Linked DNA regions of Homo sapiens: regions 1 and 3 are each linked to region 2. A link is a contact called in ENCODE Hi-C data. All regions are on one chromosome and are shown on one strand. The core of a region is the stretch at or near the end of the contact, and the rest is flanking DNA. Distances in the headings are between cores, read along the strand shown.

Region 1 (3,339 bases), core at 372-2,871, 6.6 Mb after region 2:
GTCCCGAGGGAGAAGGCTTCAGGAGCAGTGTCGACTGGGCAGGGCCCTAAGCTTTTATAGGAAGTGCATTACAATCAGGTCGGCCATCGAGACCGCATACTCCGGGGCTACCGGCTTATGAACGAAGCGGGAGGCCGAGGTGCGGCGGGCCCTCAGGGAGAAGCCTAAGGCCCGTCTCCCCGGCGCGGAGGAAAGGGCTCGACGCCCGAGTTCTCCTGCGAAGCAGGCGAGCTCCCCGCGCACCCTCGGGCTGGCGGCGCGGTGCCAAGGCGCCCCGGCTCCAGGGCTCTGCGGGCAGCGTAGCGACTCCAGGCTCCCCTCTCCAGAACGCGCTTCGCTGCCAGCGTCCTGCCACCCCGGTCGCCCGCCCGCGGGCCCCGGACCACGCCGCCCGCGCTCCCCGCGAATGCAGCATCTCCGCCTCTCTCCAGAGCCCACCAGTCCCCGCGTGCCGGCCAGCCTAGATTGTGGCCATGTCCTTCGTCCTCGAAAACAGGAGAGGGTCAGGTATCGCCATCGGACACCTTCCCGGACTTGACACCCGAGCCGATAGTAGCTTTTAGCGCCTGGGAGCGTTCGGGGGAGGAAAGGCGGAGAGACCGTCCGTTCCAGCGGGGCTCGGGTTGGAAAGCCGAGCGAGGAGTCTCCACCTAGTGAAATGGGGCGGGGGTTGGGGGTGGGGGACGGGGAACCGAGGTTCCAGAAACAGGCTCCGAGGCCCCGCGGACTGACCCCTCCTCCCGCCCGGACGGCGCGGCGGACCCCGGGGCGGGGACATAGGGGGATCGCGGACGCCACTTACTTGGAGTTCGAGGAATTCCAATAGATAGGCTCTAAAACTATCGATTTGGAAATCGCAGTTCTGCATAAAACCATCAAAACACCCCAGCAGTACTTCCACACGGAGTCCCTTCTCACAGCCATGGCGAAGCCACTCCCAGCTCCGCGCACTCCGGGCCAAGAAGGGACTGACGGGACGCAGGCTGGGACCCCCAATCCTCCGGGGCAGACTGGCGGGGAAGACGGCGTGCGCCCGCAGGCAGCTCCGAGGCGCGCTGCGCAGCTCCAGCGGTCGCCGGGCCAGGTGCGCTCGCTCTCCGGGGCCCTCAGGGCGCGGGGCGGGAGCGCACGCGCGGGGCGCGGCGGCGCGGCGGACTCGGGGTTCCGGGGCGCCGCGCCGGACGCAGCTCGGACGGCCGACTCCCGTGCGGCTCCAGGGTGCCGGGCCGGCCGCGGCTGGCGGGTGGGCGCGGGGCGGGTGCGGGCTGGGACACAAAGACCCGGAGCGGAGACGACCGGCGCGGGCGGCGGGCGCTGCGCCCCGAGCGGGGCCGCCTGTGACTATAGATCCAGTGCAGCGGGCAGCGGCCCGAGCGCGCGGGCGCCGCGTCGGCGCGGTTCCATGTCCCGGAGCACGGAGCGGAGTAGGGCGCCTCCGGGCGCGCAGGAGCCTTCTCAGTCCGCGCGGCTCCCGGCCCCCAGGGCAGGAAAGAGGGAGCTCGGTCCCCGCCGCGGGCTCCGGACGCGCGCGGGCCTTTGTGTGCGGGGAGGGCGCCGGGACCCGCTGCGTGCGCAGCTCCTCGCTCCGGCCGGCGCCGCGGTCCCCGCCGAGGAGAGTCAGCGCGGCCGCCGCGCTGTCAGAGCGCTATAAACGCGGGGCCCCGCCCCGCCGCGCGAAGCCCATTGGCCCGCGGCTCCGCGGCCGCGCGCTGGTTGGACGGCCGGTCCGTCCGTCCGCCATCCCCTCCCGACATTGGGTGCCGCGAGGCGGGGCTCGGGCTGACAGGTGAGCCCCGCCCCTGGCTCCCGCGGGCGGCGGGAGCGGAGCAGAAGCCGGGCAGGAGAAGCGCTCAGCGCGTGCACAGGGCGCCCCCGGGGCGGCGAGAGGCCTTCTGGGCGCGGTGCAGACGTGGAAACAGCGACGGCCGAGTAGCGGGCCACCTGTCTCCGCGCCCGGGGGCGCCTTCCCCCTCGGCGGAATCAGAGGGCGCGGCTTTCCCTCGAGCAGTGCGGAAGGCAGCAGGCTCCGCTCGGCGTCCCTTCTCCGCAGATGCGGCGCTGCCCCGCGTGCAAGACTTGCACTCCGCGCGCACCCTTAGAGCTCCCGGCTTCTGCGCGCTTCTCCCGACGCCTCTCGGCGAGGGCTTCTCACTTGATTTTGGTACCAATCGCCTACGGCTCAGTTTCAGTCAGTGGGGCCGGGAATTGCAAGACGATTCCTGCGACGCGGCGCCGGAATTTGCAGCTCTAATCAGGGCCTGAGCATCGTCGCCTCCCGCCTTCTCTGCGGGCGTCTCCCTTCCCTCCTGGCCCCCCGGGAAGGTGGCGCCCCTGGAGCTTTCCCCGCGTGTCGCCGGCACAGGCACGACGCGGGGACCGTCTCACTAGCCTCTAGGAGACACGCGCGCTTCCCAAAGTGACCAGAGATTTAGAGGGTGTGAGATGGAAAAGTCAAGGCATGTGCTTCTCACTCGGCGTCTGCAAGACCCCAGAGCAGAGCTGGCAGGAACTCCTCGCTACTTTCCCGGTCGAGCGCCGGTGCTGACGCTCGTCCGTGACTTCCACGGAGCCACAGCGCCCACTAGCGGCCAGCTTTGCTTCTCCGCATCTCGAGCGCTCTGCGGTCCACCGACCCGGATCCAGCATACTGCAGCATCTAATCAAGTCACAGTTCCAAGGAAAATCTTTTTATATGTCCAACAGTAGGAAGAACACGGTAGAAATAAGGCACAGTGCAAATGTACGATTCAGTATGAAAAATTAAAATATACTGTATGCCCACGTTTTTTTTCAATTTAATGCCGTCCACCCCAGGATTTATGTTTCAAACACAAACTGGGCAGTAATTCTACAAATTATGTATTTTTAAAACAAAGTATCCACTACGCTAAATTTAAAAATGCATATGGTAAAACACCTTGTTTTCTTTCACTCTTCTTTGTAACAATTTCTGAAGATTTTTATGGTACGTTGCTTTTAAGTATCCGTTTTTGAAACATTAGTCTAACTTAACGTATACATCTCAGTTGGAGTGGTAAAAGCTTGTGAAGACTAGTTTAAGATAGAAAACACATTAAGGCATACAAAGTACTGAATACACTTACTCTTCCAAACAGATCTTTGAGAGCAGAAAAGTTTCATAATTTATTTTCATTTTAAATAAGCCTTCAAACTAAATATATATATACACACATATACGTATACACACATATACACATATTTATACATATATACACATATGTACGTATATATATACACACACATATATACGTATATATATACACATATATATATGCACACACACACATATATATATAAAATTTATTTTAAAAAGGCTCC
Region 2 (3,618 bases), core at 986-3,485:
GGTCTCCGGGGTTCCGAAAGCGCATTCCTGTCTTCCCGGAGGGGTCCCTTCCCCTCCCGGAAGGCCTGCCTCGGGCGGCCCAAATCCGGCAGCAAATCCCACGCCCGGTCCTCGGAGCGCGGAGACTGCGCGGGGCCTACGACCCGGTGGGAAGAGAGGCGCTTGCCGGGGCGGCCCGGCCTCTCTTTCCATCGCCCTCCCAGACTTCCCAGGGCCGGGCGGGTGGGGACTGCCGACCGTCCTGGGCGCCTTCCTGCTCCAGCTGCTGCTGCGTCTGCTCCGAGGTGGCGGCGGCGGCGGCTGGCGCGCGTTGCGGGTCCCGGCCGAGGGGCTGCGGGCGCGCTGGAGACTCCGCCGTGTGGGAACCCAACGCGGGGCCTGTGTGTGCTATCGAATTACTTATTCATAGAAAAAAAAAAGGGGGGGAGAGAAAAAAAAAGAAGTCACATGTCCGGGTTATACGTATGCGAAGAGAAGCAGCAGAAGGAGAAAAAAATTAAGGCGAGCAGGAGGAGGAGGAGAAGCAGCGGCGGAAGCGGCGGCGGCGCAGGAGCTGGTGGCGGCGGCGGCGGCGCGGCCGGGGACAGACACCCACCTGTATGAGTACGCTTGTGGATCTTGAGGTTCTCGGAGCGCGCGAAGACCTTGCCGCAGCCGGGGAAAGGGCAGGGAAAGGGCTTCTCGCCGGTGTGCACGCGGATGTGGTTGATGAGCTTGTATTTGGCCTTGAAGGGCTTGCCCTCGCGCGGACAGTCCTCCCAGAAGCAGACGTGGCTGCTCTGCTCGGGGCCTCCCACGTGCTCCACCGTGACGTGATTCACCAGCTCGTGCATGGTGCCGAAAGTTTTGGAGCAGGGCTTGGCGCCGCCGGCCGGGGGCGGTGGCGGCGGCGGCGGCGGCGGCGGCGGCGGCGGCGGCAGCCCGGCCAGCTCGTCGGGGTCGATCCACTTGCAGATGAGCTCCTGCTTGATTGGCTGCCGCATGTAGCGCAGGAAGGCCCCAGCCGCCCCTGGGAGGTGGGGGTGGTGCTGGTGCGGGTGCTGCGCGGGCGCCGGCGGCGGCGGCGGCGCCGGGGGCGGCGCGTGGTGCTGCAGGTGGGGCCCGGGCCCGGCCGCTGCTGCGGCCGCCGCAGCCGCCAGGTTCAGGTTTAAGTTCACGGCTCCGTAGCCGTGCAGGGCGGCCGCCGCTGCGGCCGCAACCGCCCCGTAGTGCGCGTCCCCAGAGCGCGGCGCGAAGGGCGGTTCGGCGCGGCCGTACAGCTCAGCCGCCGCGGCTGCCGCTGCCGCCGCCAGCCCCAGGCGCATCTGGCCGTTGAGCGGGTGCGGGTGGCCGCCTGGGGCCCCCGGCGTGTCGTGCAGCGCGGGGAAGAGCGCCGGGCCGCCGCTGCCGTCCGGGCCCGCGTAGGTGCCGCTGGCGGAGATGAACATGCCGGCCGAGTGGGGAGGCGGGGCCGGGTGCTGGGGGGAGCCGGTGCCGGACCGCTGCTCCCCTCCGAGCGGGGCCCCGTGCATGGCCGCCGCGGGGGCCGTGGCGGAAAGGTCCCTCCGGAGGACGAAGTCCCTGCTGTGGCCTTTGCCGCTGCTGCCGCCGCCGCCACTGTTGGTGGTGGTGTAGCCCGAGAGGGCAGGAGGAGGAGGAGGCGGGGGAGGGGGAGGGGGTGAAGGGGTGGGAGGAAGAGGAGGGGCTGGGGGCGGGGGCGCGGAGGGCTGCGCGCCACTGCTGCCCCCGCCGCAGGGGTAGCTGCCCGCGCCGGGGTGCGCGACCAAGGCTGCAGCACGGGCGGCGGCTGCCGGAGCCTCCGGGTGTGCCGGGAACGCCTGGGAGGGAGGGCTGAGGCCCAGCGTGCTCGCCTGGGCCATGTGCTCGGGTCCGAGCGGAGTGGTGGCCACGCCGGGGTCAGCGCCCAGGTCCCGCAGGCGGAGGTGCGCGACGGCGGCCCGGAGTTGGGAGTGGGCGGGCGGGCCGGCCAGCGCCGGGAAGCCTGTCATATTCTGAAGCGGCTGGACCTGAGCCGTTGCCAAATCCGCTAATCTCAGCGCTGGCGGGTTCCTCTTGCTCAAAGGGGGCTCCATCAGAACTACACAATCAGGCCCATAGACCCTCACTGGGGGGACTTTATTCCCTCTGCCCGCCTTCAAAAACATGTATGTATTGGGCGCTCTTTAACTTCTTTTGTCCTGGCCTCTTAACTCTGCTTATTCCTGTTCCCACTCTATCCTCCAGCGATTGGCAGAGTGAACACCACATTTGAGCTGCACAGTGGGACCGAGATTTTGGAAATGGCACGGGTGGGATTGGAGGGAGCCGCGTGATTGGCAGTAGCCTCGGCTGCTCGATTGGCTCCCGTTCAGGCCCTCGACCCAGCGGGGATTCGCCCCCGTGCTTGCGGCCGCCTGCGCTTTCGCTTCGCGCCCCCTCCTCCGCTGGAGCCACACGTCCCCGCCTCCCCGGGGATGCCCAAGTTGCACTTGCAGAAAGTTTGAGCCTGGCCTGCGCGCGCAGCGCCCCGCTCTTCCTTGACGCACCTCGCGGAGCGCGCGCCGGCACGCGGGCAGAGGGCGCGGGGTGGTGAGGGGCTGAGGACCCCCGAGGGGCAGTCCCAGTTTCAAAAACCTTGGCCTCACTTCTCTGTGTGCCTTCTGGCACCCAAGTACTTTCTGCCTCTACCTCCACCTCTCTTGTGGGGTGGAAGAGCCCTGGGCTGCTGTTTGGGAGAGAAGGGTGAATAGCCCGTCCTACCTGTAGTGGTGATGCTAGAAACTTCTTGTTTGGACACCCAACCTGCCTAGCGCTCACCTAGGGCGCATAGACAGTAGACGGAGTGAAGAAGATAAAGTCTATTGGTTGCAAGACAACTTGAGTGATTTGGCTCCGCGAAACACCAGGTGAAGTCAAAATAAGTCTTTCCCCCAAAGGAACCGTTTTACCTCGACTTTTTATCTCATGGAGAGTCCTTTTCAACATGGTTCAAAGGAGTTGGATGGAAGTGTAATCTCACTACTCATCGGTTCTAGATCTGCCACTTCCAATTAGATCTACAGTAGGGGCGGGGGAGAGGAGATCGGGCAGCGATTCTAACTTTTGCCTTTCGGAGATACAGTGGCGGGGCAGGCCAAACGGCATCTCTGCAGAGAGAAGCCGCTAAATAAGCACCGTCCTTTAAGTAGAATTTCTCCTTCCGGTCCAGATCCCAGTCCACAGTCCACATGTATGCCTCAGTTTCTTTGACTGATCCACAATTAGAACTGATCCAATAAAATATTATTTTGAAATCAAGAAATATCTTTGCTTTTTATTTACTGATAGAATAATCTTTCACCTTTTTATCGTTTTCTCATAAACCAGTCTACCTCTAAGATGTCTTATTTGAAAACCATAAAAACTGGCTTTTAAAAAAGCGAATCCCATCCCTTTCCAGAGGTTTGGTATCAAATCGATTTTTTAAAAATAGAAATTCCCTGCATCACTTTTTGGTGGGCGGAGAAATGTGGGACCCTCCCCCCAAATTAAGGATTTTACTGCCCCAAAAGTGTCCTTTTCAGATTTTAAAAGAAAGCATTTTTGAAATTTGTGATGTTACAAAATGCTCAAATATTAAAGCCAGGATTTTAAAATTTG
Region 3 (3,537 bases), core at 944-3,443, 5.3 Mb before region 2:
AAACATAACTTCTGCATAACTTTTACTACTTCTTTCCTTTTTTCTTTTTTCAAGTAGCAAAGGACCATTAATTAGAAGAATAATTACTGCTACCCTATATTATCCCAACCTGTTCAATTTCTATCTGCCGCAGACAATGCTAATAATGGCAATTATTGCTTCTATAAACATCCCGAGGCAGCACTCTTCCCCCCGCAGTGTGTGTGTGTGTGTTTAAAGAATATATATAAAAAGTTCCCCGGCTCATTTGCATAGCTTCATCTTTACCTTTTCCCATTCAGCCCTTGCAAAAGCATATCTATTCAAAGCCCTTGCAAAAAGCATATCTATTCAAAGGGCATTTAGTCCATTTCTTTCTTGGCCGGTAAACCTATTCATCAATTGTTCTGCCTTGTAGATCGCATTCTAATGCTAATCTAGCGTGTTAAATATCTTTTTGTTCCCCTTTCACCGTTTTGTCATTCAGTTTATCCAGTTTTGGTCACCCATTTTATTTATTTATGCGCCTGCTCCTATTCAGGGGCTCATGTATTTTTTATTATGTTGTTTCACTGTCACGCAGTGTCAACTTAGTCTATTCAATGGGGGCTACTTGAAGGCCGGAGGGACAAAGCGTGTACACATTGCACCGCTATTCATTCCGGCCAGCTGGATCGGCTGAAAAAAAAACCTTGTGAAAAGAAACGCCTCACAATGGACACAGAAGAAGTGCACAATGCTAACAGTTTTCCAAATACCACTGATTGGTTTCTTCACAATGAGGAGAAAGCCGCCGCTTTTTCTTAGCTCCACTTCAACAAACAACACTCTCACAAAACCTCCCAACCCTGCGTTTTGTTCTCGGACAAAACCTCCTCGACTGTCTAAACGCTCCCACTGAAGGACAAAAAAAAAAAAAAGGATAAAAAAAGCTCTTTTCACCATTTCCCTTTTTTTCCCCCCTGCAAGAGAGAAAAAAGAAAAGGGGGGGAGGAATTGTCAGTGCATTAATAATATCAGTCTTTTAAAAGAAGAGGGCTGACCTTTGAGATGCACTGGGCTGAGGGAGAAAGAAAGGAGGAGAGATTAATAAAGTTTGGACGGCTCCCTCGGCCTCCGCTGGGCCGCGGGCGCAAGAAAGACGCGGACCCTCGAGGCGGACGAGTTGCGGGAACTTCGCTTGCCTGGAGGACACGGCGGCCCAGGCGGCCGGGAGCGCCGGCGCCGAGCCGCGCTCTGATTGGCTGGCGCGACCGTCCCTATCTGCTCCGGGGAGAGTGGAATCTTCTCTCCATCTTCTGCGCCCCGAGCCTGGGGTGAGAGGGAGATCCGCGGTGCTTTCTCCTATCTTCTTGGGGGAGGGGGAGGAGGAAATTGTCAAGGGAAGTAACAATCGCGGCCAGCAACCCTGCTCTCCCAAAGCCACCCCCTCGCGCGACAGCGTCCCCAGCACCAGTTCTTACTGCTTACACAGCGCAATTCCACCTGTTTGCACAAAGCCCGAAGCAACATGCCTGGCCCCTTGGATACGAGGCTTGCTTCAAGTTTTGGGACAACGGTGAATACCAAAGAAATTGCATCATGGCTTTAAAAAAAACCTTGAAAAGAAACGAAAATAGAAGAATAAAAGGAAGGGAAAGAAGAAAGATGGAAGGAAGGAAGGAGAGAGAAGGAAAGAAAGAAAAATGGAGAAACAGGGAGAGAGACGGAGATAGATAAAGAGATGGAGATAGAGATCGCGAGCCAGCAGCAGCTCTCTGCCCAATCACAGCGCTGCATTTGTGGGCCACTTTCAGACGCTTACACCACCCACCCCCGGGCCTTTCTCTACGCCCTCTTGCCCCGGAGCCGCTCCCCCCGCTCCAACCCCTTACTTCTGCACAGTCTAACTTGGCAGGAGGCTCTCTGCAGGCGCAAAACCCGCCAACTTGTTAGCAAGACCATTGGAGTCAGAATGGGTGATAAACGAGTCTGTGGGGCCTGTGGAGGTCCTCAAACAGCCGCACAATCTGTTGGCGATATGACCTCGGTGCTCCCCCTCGGCATCCTCACCCCTCCTCTTACCCATCTTTCCAGTCCTCTTCTCATTCATCAACAACTCCGGAGCGTTTCTCCCAGAAAACGCTGATCTTTGGGAAAAGGGGAGGGGGCGGGAGGAGGCGGGGAGTCTTCAGGCCGAGGAGGCGGCCGAGCTGGAAGGCTCAGGGTGGTAACTAAGATTTAGGGCTGGGGTGATTTCCAGCGAGCCGCAGGAAGTTCCGTGTTGAGAAGGGATGGGCTGCTACAAAAGGGAAAGACGAAGCCTTGAAAGGATTTAATTAACCGTGTCAGGGATAATTACCCCTGGACAGTCCAAATTAGTTTTGCATAATCGCTCAGAACCATATGAATTAACTTATAATATTGCAAAGAGCTCAGGGAATAACAGGAGAGGGATCATTTTAATTAGTGAATCAGGGTCAAACCAGCAGAGCCTATTTCTCACATTTCCAAAACTTTTCATGGTTTTTAAAATATTATTCCGTTGGGGGAAAACAATGACTTTAAAGACTTGGGTCGTTTATAAAGACGTGCAGCTCCAGAGATGGTCTCAATGGGGAAACTGGTTTAAGACTTGTATATAGTATCTTGAGAATTTCCATTTTGGTTGCGGGGGGGCGAGATCTTCCTATTTTTTTTTTTCTGACAGTCTTCTATTTCTTGTCTAAAATTAAAATCCTTTATGATTTTTCAAACTTTAGTAGCAATTTGTCTAGCCCTAGAAATCCAACCCTCTCCATTTGAATGTTATACTTCTACTTTAATGCGATTAGCATAACAAAATTAAGTCCTAAAGAGGCCAAAATTTGTACTTTGTCGTTAGTAGTGATTATCCTTCCAAATAAAACCTTAAGGTGTCAACAAGGAATACCCCAAAGATAGGAGAACAAATTACACTGATTTAAGTGGTGGGGCTCTTCAACTAACAAGATAAAGTGGTCAAGCAACTTTCCCCTCTTAAAATGTTACTAGAAACTGGTGAAATGCTTTGAAAGGTCTGGATGTTTTCAATGGGCTCTGTTCTACTGGTTCATGAATGCCTTTTTTTTGTTGTTGTTAAAGCTAATACAACGACTTGGGCTTTTTAAAAATCTTCTTTCCTATTCACGATTAAAAATGTGATAAATCAGGTTTTTGGCTCTGAATAACAATGGCTTGATTTAGATTTCCTAGTAAATCTATTCAAAAGTGAAACAAAGGGTGCCTTTGGAGGATACCTTACACTTCACCTGGACCAGGCACGTAAGGGCAATTCAGATAAAAATCTTGTTAGGAACTCAACAAGAAATAGAAGATTTTTCTTTTCCCTGGTTCAGGCTTTATTTAAACTCTTTGTTCAAAAAAAATGAACAGAGTGATAGTCGGATTCTAATTTACAGATATACCTTAGACGTCTAATATTAAATTAGAAGGTCACACTAGAAAATCATTTACACATAAAGGTTAAAACCATATTTAAAATTTTAAAAACTTTATATTACATAAAGCCAAAATGAAACTAAATACATGTTAGCCAAC

The links. Hi-C counts contacts between places; a loop is a spot of excess contacts on that map. Pooled maps may share reads with other maps.
Region 1: a loop to region 2 is called in a map of B cell, with 12 times the contacts of the local background. The contact joins the promoter of EFNB2 here to the promoter of ZIC5 in region 2. A Hi-C loop is called at or near these places in 2 of 168 maps with a recorded cell type or tissue (B cell and naive thymus-derived CD4-positive, alpha-beta T cell), 1 of 37 single-sample maps with no recorded cell type and 8 of 50 pooled maps.
Region 3: a map of B cell shows a loop between it and region 2 (20-fold over the local background). The contact joins the promoter of LINC00391 here to the promoter of ZIC5 in region 2. A Hi-C loop is called at or near these places in 2 of 168 maps with a recorded cell type or tissue (B cell and CD4-positive, alpha-beta memory T cell), 6 of 37 single-sample maps with no recorded cell type and 14 of 50 pooled maps.

Annotation. Positions count from the first base shown.
Region 1 is chr13:106,534,041-106,537,379 of GRCh38, forward strand. It overlaps EFNB2 (ephrin B2), which reads right to left and starts at 1,622. Exons shown (of 5, transcript NM_004093.4): 1 at 803-1,622. The coding sequence starts at 924. RefSeq lists a silencer at 1,410-2,069 and an enhancer at 2,650-2,719.
Region 2 is chr13:99,969,532-99,973,149 of GRCh38, forward strand. It overlaps ZIC5 (Zic family zinc finger 5), which reads right to left and starts at 2,236. Exons shown (of 2, transcript NM_033132.5): 1 at 596-2,236. The coding sequence starts at 2,072.
Region 3 is chr13:94,706,308-94,709,844 of GRCh38, forward strand. It overlaps LINC00391 (long intergenic non-protein coding RNA 391), which reads right to left and starts at 2,194. Exons shown (of 3, transcript NR_170286.1): 1 at 2,044-2,194. SOX21 (SRY-box transcription factor 21) reads right to left here. Exons shown (of 1, transcript NM_007084.4): 1 at 3,315-3,537. RefSeq lists enhancers at 1-1,456, 121-802.